Regions from separate parts of the Homo sapiens genome. Here region 1 is linked to region 2. The links are chromatin loops, found by intact Hi-C in ENCODE. Cell type or tissue: B cell. All regions are shown on one strand. Links, peaks and the distances in the headings refer to the core of each region. The heading gives the core; the rest is flanking DNA.

Region 1 (5,368 bases), core at 311-5,310, 130 kb after region 2:
ACAGAACAGGGCTGTGCAGCCCCCAAGTCACGCCCCTCCACACCCCCAGTCCAAGAAGACATACGAGCAGAAGTGCCGGGACGCGGACGACGCGGAGCAGGCCTTCGAGCGCATTAGCGCCAACGGCCACCAGAAGCAGGTGGAGAAGGTGCGCTGGGCTGCTGGGCCGTGTGGGTCGCCCAGGGCTGGGGGCAGTGGGGGAGGCAAGGAAGGGGTGCCGTAGACACCCCCAGGCAAGATCTGCATCTGGGGATGCTGCTTAGCCCTCTCTGACCCCCAATCTCCCCATCTGTGAAATGGGTTTCCTGGAGAGAACCTCAGGCCATGGACAGGCAGGTCAGCTGGATCCCCTTTGCCACCGTCAGGCGGCACTCAGGGACCCATTCCTCGGTGCAGGCCCACTGAGGCCCACAGGGTGATGAGAGCAGACGCCAACCCTCACACAACCTTGGAGAAGGGCTCAGTAGGCCCATGTCACAGAGAGGAAACTGAGGCTCACAGTAAGTGACTTGTCTAAGGTCTCAGAGCCAGGAAGCAGCAGAAAAGGGACCCCCAACTCAGGTGGTCTAGAGCCCATGCTCCTGATGCTGTGGCCCCTAGGCCAGAGTGGGGGTATCAGAGCTCCCAGAGCCCAGGAAACACATCACTCATTGCACAGACAGGAAGGCTGAGGCCCAGAGAGGGAAGTGGCCTGAGGGTGAGCTGGGGGCAGTCAGTCAGGGGCCAGAGCCCAAGTCCCAGCCAGGGGGCTCAGCAGTAGTTGCACCTCTCCTGTGGGTTGTGGTCTCACTCTTCACAGGCATCCTCCTGGGCTCGGTTCCTGTCTTCGTTCTCTTTCCATGGAGCTAGCCTGTGGTCCTCTGTGGGCGGAGGTTGCTTGTGGATGATGGCATCTGCCCATAGTTGGCTCCTGAATGTTCCCCCCAGGGTGGCCGGGGAAGCTTGACAGTCACTTCAGGTCTGCTGGGGTGGGCCCTGGCTCCTGGGGCAGGGGCTTAGCGCTGCTTCCCCTCTGTTTCCTCAGAGTCAGAACAAAGCCAGGCAGTGCAAGGACTCGGCCACCGAGGCAGGTATGTGGGCCTGGCTGCCCCGTCCGACCAGGGCGGAGGCCTGGGCGGTACTCCCCACACACACCTCCTCACCCTGGGGACACACACACTCCCCCTGGCTGCACAATCATGGGCGCGGCGCTCTCATTCCAGATATGTGCCGTCAAAGTAAACGCTGTGTTCCCCCATTCGCCAGCCCTTCTTGGCGCTTCATGTGTTCAGTCCTCACAGCTGCCCTCCGAGGTGGCTGCTGTTACTGTTCCCTTTCTTAACAGATGAGGAAACAGAGGCACTAAAAGGTCCAGTACTTGCCCCAGGTTACAGCTGCATTTGAACCCAGGCCATCGGGCTTCAGAGCCCAGGACTTGTGCACATAGCCTTCTCTGGGCCTCTGTCCTTCACTTGATGCCCGAATCCTACCAACACTCTTGTCCCTGCTGGTGCCCCACCCACCAGACACAGCACCCACCCTCCTCCCTTCCCCTGGGAAGGCCTCTCCCTTCTGCTCTGCCTTTACTGGGACTCAGCTACTCCCTCGGCTGGGGGACAGGTGACCTCCAGAGATCTGGGCACAGAAGTTGTGACCCAAGCCTGTGGGACTCCACCCCTCCTCCAGCGCCCTCTCAGCTGCCTTCTCTGAACCTCAGTTTCCCCTCTGGAAAGTGAGGTGGGGCGCCCAGAGATGCCCAGAGGCCAATACTCTGGACTTGCATATATGAGGCTCCACTCCAGCCCTCAGGCAGCTCAGAGCACAGTTGGGGAGCAGCAGCAGCACCAGCGTGGGTGGCCCTGACGGGCATTCAGATGAGGCCCCGCCATCTGCTAGGGCAGGTCCCATGGGGGAGGCGGGGCTCCCAGTGGGAGGAGGCATCCAGGATGGGACCTGCTGGAGTACAGGGGTGGAGGAGCTCGTGTCAGGGCCCTCCCTGAGGCTGCCTGCGCTTTCAGAGCGGGTATACAGGCAGAGCATTGCGCAGCTGGAGAAGGTCCGGGCTGAGTGGGAGCAGGAGCACCGGACCACCTGTGAGGTGAGTGGCCCACGTGGAGCCTCGTTTTCCCCAGCTGGGAAGTGTGAGACGCCCATCCCTACTCCAGCTGCTTAAAGGGGCCCAAGTGAGGCAGTTGGGGAAGGTACCTGTTACTCACTCGTTTATTCAGCCTCCTGCTCACAGGCCTGTGCTGGGCCCTGGCCCTGTTGCTTGTCGCCTGGCCTTGAGTCCTGGGCCCCTTCGTTGCAGGCAGGCATTCTTCCACCCTCTTTGTTGAAGCCAAAACTGGGACTTGGACTAAACCCACAGCCTCTCTGGGTGCTGCCGATGGACAGGGCCTGGGGAACAGGGCTCAGGACTCCCGTCCGAGGTCCCTCTCACTACCCTTCTGCCTCGGTGTGGTGCAGCCTGAAGGGAGGCTGGGGCAGGGACCCCCTGGGCATCTCCACCTCCCTCCCTGCAGCCTCAGGGCTGGCCCGGAGTCGGGATGGGGACCCCAGGGCACTCTCTCCTTTGGACTGGGCTTCCAGCAGAGAGGGCTGGCCTGGTCAGCTCCGGCTGAGCTGTGAATGGGGCCCAGCCTGGCCGGGCCCTGCAGCCGCCTCCTCACTGCTCACCTCCCTCCCACTGCCCCCAGGCCTTTCAGCTGCAAGAGTTTGACCGGCTGACCATTCTCCGCAACGCCCTGTGGGTGCACAGCAACCAGCTCTCCATGCAGTGTGTCAAGGATGATGAGGTGGGGGCTGAGGGCCTTGGTGTGGGGTAAGGTAGGGCAGCCTCTAGGCAGCAAAGCACCCAGGTCCATCTGAGCCGGTCAACAAGCACCTGGTCCTCTGTGATCCAAGCCTGGCCCCAGGGGTCTCAGGCCTCAGCAGCTCAGCCTTTGCCCCCAGAACCCCAAGACAGGAGCTCAGTACCACACAGGGCCATGGCTTCTCTGCCTGGAAGATGATGACTCTGTGGTTCCCCTGACTTCCTCCTTATGCCTCAGAGCCACAGAGCACCTGCCCCCTCTGCCGGGGATGGGAGGGGAGGTGGACACAGCTGTCAGAGGTTGGCAGAAGCTGGAGGACCGTGGCTGCTCTGCTCTAGGCCTGGTGCTTGCAGGAGCCGAGGCGCAGTCCTTCCTCTGCTCCCCACATCTCCAGGGTGTCCTGGTTCCCCTTACTGAGCCCAACCTGCTGGGTGGGTCCTCCCCAGCAGAGAGGGCCCCCAGCCAGGGTCCCTGAGCTCTGTGGATGGATGCAGCCCAGCACACGGCTCTCCCGGGCAGCCCTGGCCCCCTTGCCTGCTGTGTTTCCTGCCTGACGCTCCTGTCCGGGGCTGTGGGGGTTGATTTTCTTGTTGTTTTTGCCCAAGTGACTCGAGCCCCCTGCTGCCTCCTCGCCTCCTTGAGGTAGAAGGGCGAGCTCTGGACCCACTCTCCTAGCCCCAAGGCCTGGCTGTGCTGCATTCTCGCTGTGACCTTGGGCAAGTCACTCTCCTCTGAGTTTCCTCATCTATCCAATGGGAAAAGTGGGGTCTACCTTAGAGGACAGGTGTGAGTTAAGTCCCTTGCACAGGGCCTTGCACACAGAAGGTGTTCAGGAAACAGGAAGCTGTCAGCCAGGGCCGTGACCCCTCAGGATCAAAGACCCCGAGCCGCGCACAATGGCCTGTGAGGAGGCCGGTGGGTGGGGGCCGCTGGTCAGAGTTCAGGCCCACAGAGGGGCAGAGTGGGCATCGGGCTGCGGCCTCTGCTCTTTCCTGCCCCAGCTCTACGAGGAAGTGCGGCTGACGCTGGAAGGCTGCAGCATAGACGCCGACATCGACAGTTTCATCCAGGCCAAGAGCACGGGCACAGAGCCCCCCGGTGAGGTCCGGCTTGCGGACAGCGCAGCCTCTAGGTGCATTGAGCCCCTGGGAAGGCCCGGCCCTGAGCCTCAAGTGCCAGGACCGGGCTGGGGTAGCTCACAGCTCCCTTCAGGGCAGAGAAGCCCTAGCAGGGGTTGTGGGGAGTTGGGTCCCAGGCCTGCTGCCTCCTCTCAGGCAAAGCTAAGGGCATGATGGCACTCAGAGGAAGAGGTGGGGATGGGGATTGAGGTGAGGAGCTCCCACGGCCCCCACTCCCCGCCTGTTTGGTTCCACTGGATCACGGGTCCAGAATATTAGGTCTTGATGGTACCTACGGTGGGGTCTCTCATGGGAGCAAGACAGGCACCTCCTCAGGCACCAGGATGGGCCAGGGCCAGATTGGGAATGTAGGGCCCCAGCTGAGTCTGGCAGGGCCAGAATGGGGTGTTGGGGGCCGCCCTGGGGCTCACGGCTTGCTGTCTGCAGCTCCGGTGCCCTACCAGAACTATTACGATCGGGAGGTCACCCCGCTGACCAGCAGCCCTGGCATACAGCCGTCCTGCGGCATGATAAAGAGGTGAGGCCCCGACAGACGGAGGGAGGGCCTAAGGCTGGGCCAGGAAGTGGGTCGAGCCCCTCCTCTGCACCTGGCCCTTCCTCGTTCACTGAGCACCTACTATGTGTCTGTATCTGGTGCCCAGTTTAGGTGCTGGGCACTCTGTGGAGACAAGATAGGCTCAGTTCAGCCTATGGAACCCTCAGCCCAAGGGACCCAGACACTAGAATAATCACACCCCAATTATTCACTAGGGGAGGTGCTCCGAGCTCTGGGGAGGCCCCTATGCTGGCTTCCTTGTCCCTGGGGCCTCATGTGAGCCTGGTGCCCTGTCAGGCTGCAGTGGCAACGCTGTCTGGCTGGAGCAGGACTGGGGCATCTGGAGAATTCTCCAGGCTTTTCCAGGGCTCCTTCCCCGGCCTGGCTGCAGTCAAGTGCCAAGGTCCTAGTGCTGGGCCTCAATGTGTGACCTGGGCAAGTCATTCACACTCTCTAAGGCCAGGGCCCTGAGTGTTGGGGTCAGATTCAGAATCTAAGGACTCTCCTGGTTCAGGCCTTGAGTGACGAAGGTGACAGCCCATTGGGAGCACTATAGCCAGCTTAGGGAGCCCTCGTAGCCAGGCCTTTGAGGGAGGCCATGTGCCCTGTGAGCATCCACAAGGGTCTGTGGGTTTCACATGGTGCCTGTGCCCCCACCGCCATGCCACCACTCTTCAGCCACCCTTCAACCAAGAAGGCCCTGCCTCTGGGAGGTAGTGGACTGTGGGGAGAGGCTGATGCAGTTCCCGGCCCTTCCCAAGGACCAGCTCATTCCAGGGCCTCAGGAGCCCCTGGAACTTCCTACTCCTGGGAGGCAGAGGCTCGTGGGAACCACCCGTGCTTAGAGAGGGCACACACACACCCTCTTTGAGAATCTTGTGCAAGCAGTGACCCCAGGAGGC
Region 2 (5,368 bases), core at 297-5,296:
GCCAAGCAGAAAGTGGAGCACCCAAAAAAACAAAGAATAAAGGTGGTAAACAGGGAATGAACACTAGGTCTGGTTGAGCACAAAGTGTCTGAACAAGTTCCTGCCTTGTTCAGAACTGAAGTCTCACTTGTCTTATTCTGCCCTGCAATCCCGGAATATCTGTGGAGATGCCTAAGAATCCTAGAGATGGAAATGTAAAGATGGGCTCAAGTGCCAGAAAAGGCATATCTTTTCTTTATCCAAGTTTGGGTACACAGGTTGTAAAAGAGCAAGGAGTAAATGGCAGACCCAAAGCAGTGAGAAGCCTGCTGGTAGCACTACTCCAAAATATAGGGGCCCATCTAACTGAAGCCAGAATAGTACATCTATGAATTATCCACATATTGGTCAATAAATTGTAGAAAAATTGAGGTTTGCAATCACAGTTCCTCTCCAGGGTTCACAAAGTCTGTCACCCATGTTTTTGCCTTTTCCAACATTTAAGAAAATCTGAGTATTTGCCTTTCTGAGTCTGATACTTTAATGTTGTCACAGGCATACTCAAAAACTACTGTTCACATTTTTGCTAATTGAAAAATATGTGTATTATGGTAAAAATGAGTAGTTTGTAGCCAGGTGTGGTGGCACCCGCCTGTAGTCCCAGCTACTCAGGAGGCTGAGGCAGGAGAATCGCTGGAACCCAGGAGGCAGAGGTTGCAGTAAGCTGAGATCGCACCACTGCACTCCAGCCTGGGGGACAGAGCAAGACGCCGTCTCAAAAGAAAAAAAGAGTAATTTGAAGAGCAATATAGACATTTTATAATTCTAAATTGTTTAATAAGATTTTCAATTCTGATTACTTCTATATATACTGCCATGAATATGTCAACCAAGTTATTTATTTTATCTCATGAATGTGGCATGCTCAATTGAAAATACTGAAACTCTCTCTCTTTTCCAATACTGTATTAAAAGCAGGCCTAATGCATACTAAAATCTTGACAAATTAAATATGATGTCTGAAACCTGCTTCAAAACAATTTAGTGAGGAGGTAACTTTTATGAAATAATATTGCTCATGTATAATATATAGCTAATTTTTGAAATAGATTGATACATAGCAGTTCATCATACTATTCTCTTTTGCGTATGTTTCAAAACATAAAATGAACGTATTACTTTAAGAAGTTATCATTTTAGCAAAACTTTATGAAATCTTTAGTGTTTCATGTCATAGAAGAAAAAGTCTTTCCATAAATAATTTCTAATAATTTTTTTTTTTTTTGAGACGGAGTCTCGCTCTGTTGTTCAGGCTGCAGTGCAGTGGCACGATCTCAGCTCACTGCAACCTCCACCTCCCGGATTCAAGCGATTCTCCTGCCTCAGCCTCCTGAGTAGCTGGGACTACAAGCATGAGCCACCACCTCCAGCTAATTTTTTGTATTTTTAGTAGACACAGGGTTTCACCGTGTTAGCCAGGATGGTCTCGATCTCCTGACCTTGTGATCTGCCCACCTCAGCCTCCCAAAGTGCTAGGATTACAGGCATGAGCCACCGTACCCAGCCTCTAATAATTTTTAAGACTAGCTCCATCATTGGACTCCAGATCTTTTCACTCTTTATATTTCACAAGACCCATAGCCAATCAGTGAAAGCCAAACATGTTTGTGAAAAAGGTTAGCTACAAATGCACCATGGAATACTATGCAGCCATAAAAAAGAACAAAATCATGCCCTCTGCAGCAACACGGATAGAGCTGGAGACCAATGTCCTAAGTGACTTAACATGAGAAAAGAAAACCAAATACTGTGTGTTCTCTCTTATAAGTGGGAATTAAACACAGAATATGTGATTGTAAAAGTCACAAACAACAGGCACTAGGGATCACTAGGCCAAGGGGAGCATGGGCTGAAAGACCACCTGTTGTGTACTATGCTTATGGCCTGTGTGATGGGATAATTGGGACCCCAAGCATCGGCATCAATTTACCCATGTAACAAATCTACACATGTACCCTCTACTATATAAGTTGAATTTTTTTTTAAAAAAAGGTTACCATCCAGCAGAAACTGCAAACAGAATTTTATTAATGATTTAATTTTTGCTATGCCAGCCATTTACAGTTTTCTCTTCTACAATTTCAGAAATGCCAATTCCACAATGGATATCAGATTGTACCCTTACAGAGAATTCTATTAAACTTCCCCCTAAATAATACCCCCACTTTCTAAGTGTTTAAATAACATTCACATGTGATTCCCAAAGAAGTTGTTTATCCTTTAAAACTAGTCTGGGCTGTGGTCAGGTATGAAAGTGAAAGAGGCCAGGTGCAGTGGCGCACGCCTGTAATCCCAGCACTTTGGGAGGCCGAGGTGGGTGGATCATCTGAGGTCAGGAGTTTGAGACCAGCATGGCCAACATGGTGAAACCCGGTCTCTACTAAAAATACAAAAAAAAATTAGCCAGGCATGGTGGTGAGTGCCTGTAGTTCCAGCTACTCAGGAAGCTGAGGCAGGAAAATCGCTTGAACTTGGGAGGTGGAGTTTGCAGTGAGCCAAGATTGCGCCACTGCACTCCAGCCTGGGTGACAGAGTGAGACTCGGTTTCAAAAAAAAAAAAAAGAAAGTGAAAGAAATGACAGAATCTCAAGTCCCTTCATCTTACTTATCTTTAAAACATTCCTGCAGCTAAATGAAGACATTAATGACCTTAATATCAATCTTTTAGGAGTTCTTAAAATACCTATGAAGCACCAATGGCAAACATTTTTAAAGTCTGTTTAGAATACTATATCCTTTGGACCAGTCACCAAAATTTATTTATAAACACATTTGTACAGTACTGCTGATTACACTTCCATGGTTATTTGACCTGAACAACCAAGTGATTAACCATAATGCTATGGTCTGCATGTTTGTGTTCTTCAAAATTCTTGTGGAAATCCTAGTTTCCAAGGTCATATCAGGAGGTGGGGCCTTTGGGAGATGACTGTATTATGAAAGCAGAACCTTAATGAATGGGATAAATTCCCTTATAAGAGGCCAGAGAGAGACCCCTTCACCCTTGCACCATGTAAGGAGACAGCTAGAGGGTGCCATCTATTAACCAGAAAGCAGGCTATCACCAAACACTGAATCATCAGACATCTTGATCTAGGACTTCCCAGCCTCCAAAACTGCAAGAAATGAATTTCTGTTGTTTATAAGCCACTCAGTCTGAGGTATTTTGCTATACCAGACCCAAATGGACCAAAGACACATAGAGTATATTTTTAATGCAGCTCAAGGGAGTGTGGAGAAAGAAGGAAAAGAGCATTTGTTGAGGGCTTACCATGGGCTAGGAACAGTTCTCAATACTTTACAGACACCTAATTTATTACTATCAACAAAATTATGAGGTGGATATTATTCCTACTTTACAGATAAGAAAGGCTCAGAAAAATTAATTTGCCAAAAACAAGGGTTGGGGCTGAGATTCAAACTCAAAACAGTCTGCCTTCAAAGCCATCAGATTACTTCTCCCACAGACAACCTTCCAAATCACATTAAAACTTGACTCTTTGATTGATTAAAAATATTAATTCTTTAGTGGATATCATTCTTCAAGTGGCATAAATCATCTGCAACCAACAAACTTTGAGGAAAAGTCATAGTTAACAGAAATAACAGAAGGGAAAGAGCACCAGTATAGGCCAGAGTGGGACAGTGGTCAGACTACCAACCTTAGGTCAGAAAACTTAACCCCAGATTTACCACTCACCAGCTGGTGATCTAAGGCAAGTAATAACCTTTTGAGCCCCCGTTTCTCCATTCATAAAATAAGTATTACTCCTAGCCCATCCATCCTTCTACCAGATTATTTATGAAGATGAAAAGTTAATGATGAAATTAATCCATAAACTAAGACAAACTATAATTCATATAAGGAATTAGTATCTGTTCGGTAAAATGACTATTAATGAATAGCTATTTTCATGGAAAATAACTTGTCACAACTAGAATAAGAGATGCAGTCCACCAGCAACAGGAAGCTGCTCACAAACAGGCGGCCTCATCTCAGCTGGGGCCCCCTTAACAGCAGCAGGTGTTGCTTACAGGACCAGTTTTGTGCCTGCTTTCTAACAATCCCGTTCCTCCCTGGTGCCGTTCCCACGAACGCGCCTGGAAAACGGTGTAGAGGAAAGGCGCCAAGGAAGTGCTGTTTTGGAAAAGAGCAGCAACAGAGGCAGGAGGCTGGGTCCCACTACTCCCAGGTGCGAGAGGCTCTTCGCCCCTCCAGGCCTCAGCGCACGCATCTGGAAGACGGAGAGGCCATTCCTGCCCCGTTTCCTGGGCAGAGCTAAGATCAGAGTACAGGGAAAGCATGGTAAACCCCGCTGGGAATGACAGATGACGAAGACGATCACCTGTCAAACGAAGGGAGGCTCCTCCAGGGGCCCCTCGCATTTAGACATTCCAGAAGCCTCGTCACCCGCGGCCGGGGCTGCCCCCAAGTGAGGTGACGCGGCAGCCCCCCACTCACCCCTCAGACCGCGTAGTGTGCGGGGTCTCACGTCCCTCACACCCCAGATGAGCCCGCAGGGCAGGGCCCGGACGCGGCTCACCCCAGCCCCCGTCCCGAGGCCTCCGAGGCCGACCTCCGAGCCCTCCCCAGGCGACCGCGGCTCCCCTCCCCCAGCAACGATCCCTGCCCCGCTCAACTCGCACTCCCAGGTGAGGGGAGGGGGTGAAAGGGCGTACCCCGCCGCCATTTTGTCCCCTGGTCCCCGCAAGGCATTCAGACGGCCCGCGCCCCAACCCGGACCCGCCCGGGTCTGCGCTACGCACGCCCCTCGCGGACACTCACCCCCGACCGCCCTGCTTAGTTCGGGGCGGCTCAAAGCGTCCCGCCGGGAAAGGGGCGTGACGGGGCGGGGCAGGGAGGCCTCGGAGAGGCGGGGTGGCTTCCCGGCGCACCACGTGATCTCAGCCGCTGCCGCGCCGCTCCCGGCTGCAAGATCTGTGTTGTCCGCGCGCAGGCGCACGCCCGTTCGCGCCGTTGGGGCGCCCAGGCGGGAGGTGTGAGGGTTGATTTGGTTCGATGTCCCGGCGCGGCGTTTCCGAAGCTGTTTCTTTTCCTAGGTTAAGCTTACACCGCCGCTTTTGGCCACACAGGTCTTTCTCGTACTCAATCTCTTCCCTCCTCCTGCCTTATCACCACAGTCAATCCACAGATTAAGGACTTAGAGACGCGCCTCACAGAAATCTGTGCTGGCGAAAGCACTTGACAGGAGCACGCTGGGCTGCGCTGAACACAACTAGGCCTCCGAGAAGCTTTATCAGGGCCCTTCTGTGTGCCAGGCTTGGAAGGTCGAAGTACAGAGACCTAACAAATACGTTTCATCTACTT

Evidence for each region. A loop is a pair of places that touch in the nucleus more often than their neighbours do. Peaks named below come from ENCODE experiments on the same cell type or tissue, not always from the same donor. Only the 100,000 strongest peaks of a DNase experiment are listed, where the experiment ranks them.
Region 1: a loop joins it to region 2, with 15 times the contacts of the local background. A loop is called at or near these places in 14 of 110 quality-filtered maps.

What each region holds. Positions count from the first base shown.
Region 1 is chr15:77,028,505-77,033,872 of GRCh38, forward strand. PSTPIP1 (proline-serine-threonine phosphatase interacting protein 1) reads left to right here. Exons shown (of 15, transcript NM_003978.5): 7 at 50-148; 8 at 1,025-1,070; 9 at 1,998-2,077; 10 at 2,676-2,774; 11 at 3,794-3,890; 12 at 4,358-4,448. Among named protein-coding and RNA genes, the nearest start is that of PSTPIP1, 36 kb to the left of the region's middle. RefSeq lists an enhancer at 4,713-5,350. In B cell, for the core only: a CTCF peak has its summit at 3,081; DNase peaks (open chromatin) are centred at 2,137 and 3,037; H3K27ac peaks cover 2,442 bases.
Region 2 is chr15:76,900,474-76,905,841 of GRCh38, forward strand. SCAPER (S-phase cyclin A associated protein in the ER) reads right to left here and starts at 4,867. Exons shown (of 32, transcript NM_020843.4): 1 at 4,826-4,867. RefSeq lists silencers at 4,443-4,522, 4,543-4,652, 4,663-4,972 and an enhancer at 4,713-5,213. In B cell, for the core only: a CTCF peak has its summit at 3,057; DNase peaks (open chromatin) are centred at 3,078 and 4,978; H3K4me3 peaks cover 1,380 bases; H3K27ac peaks cover 2,657 bases.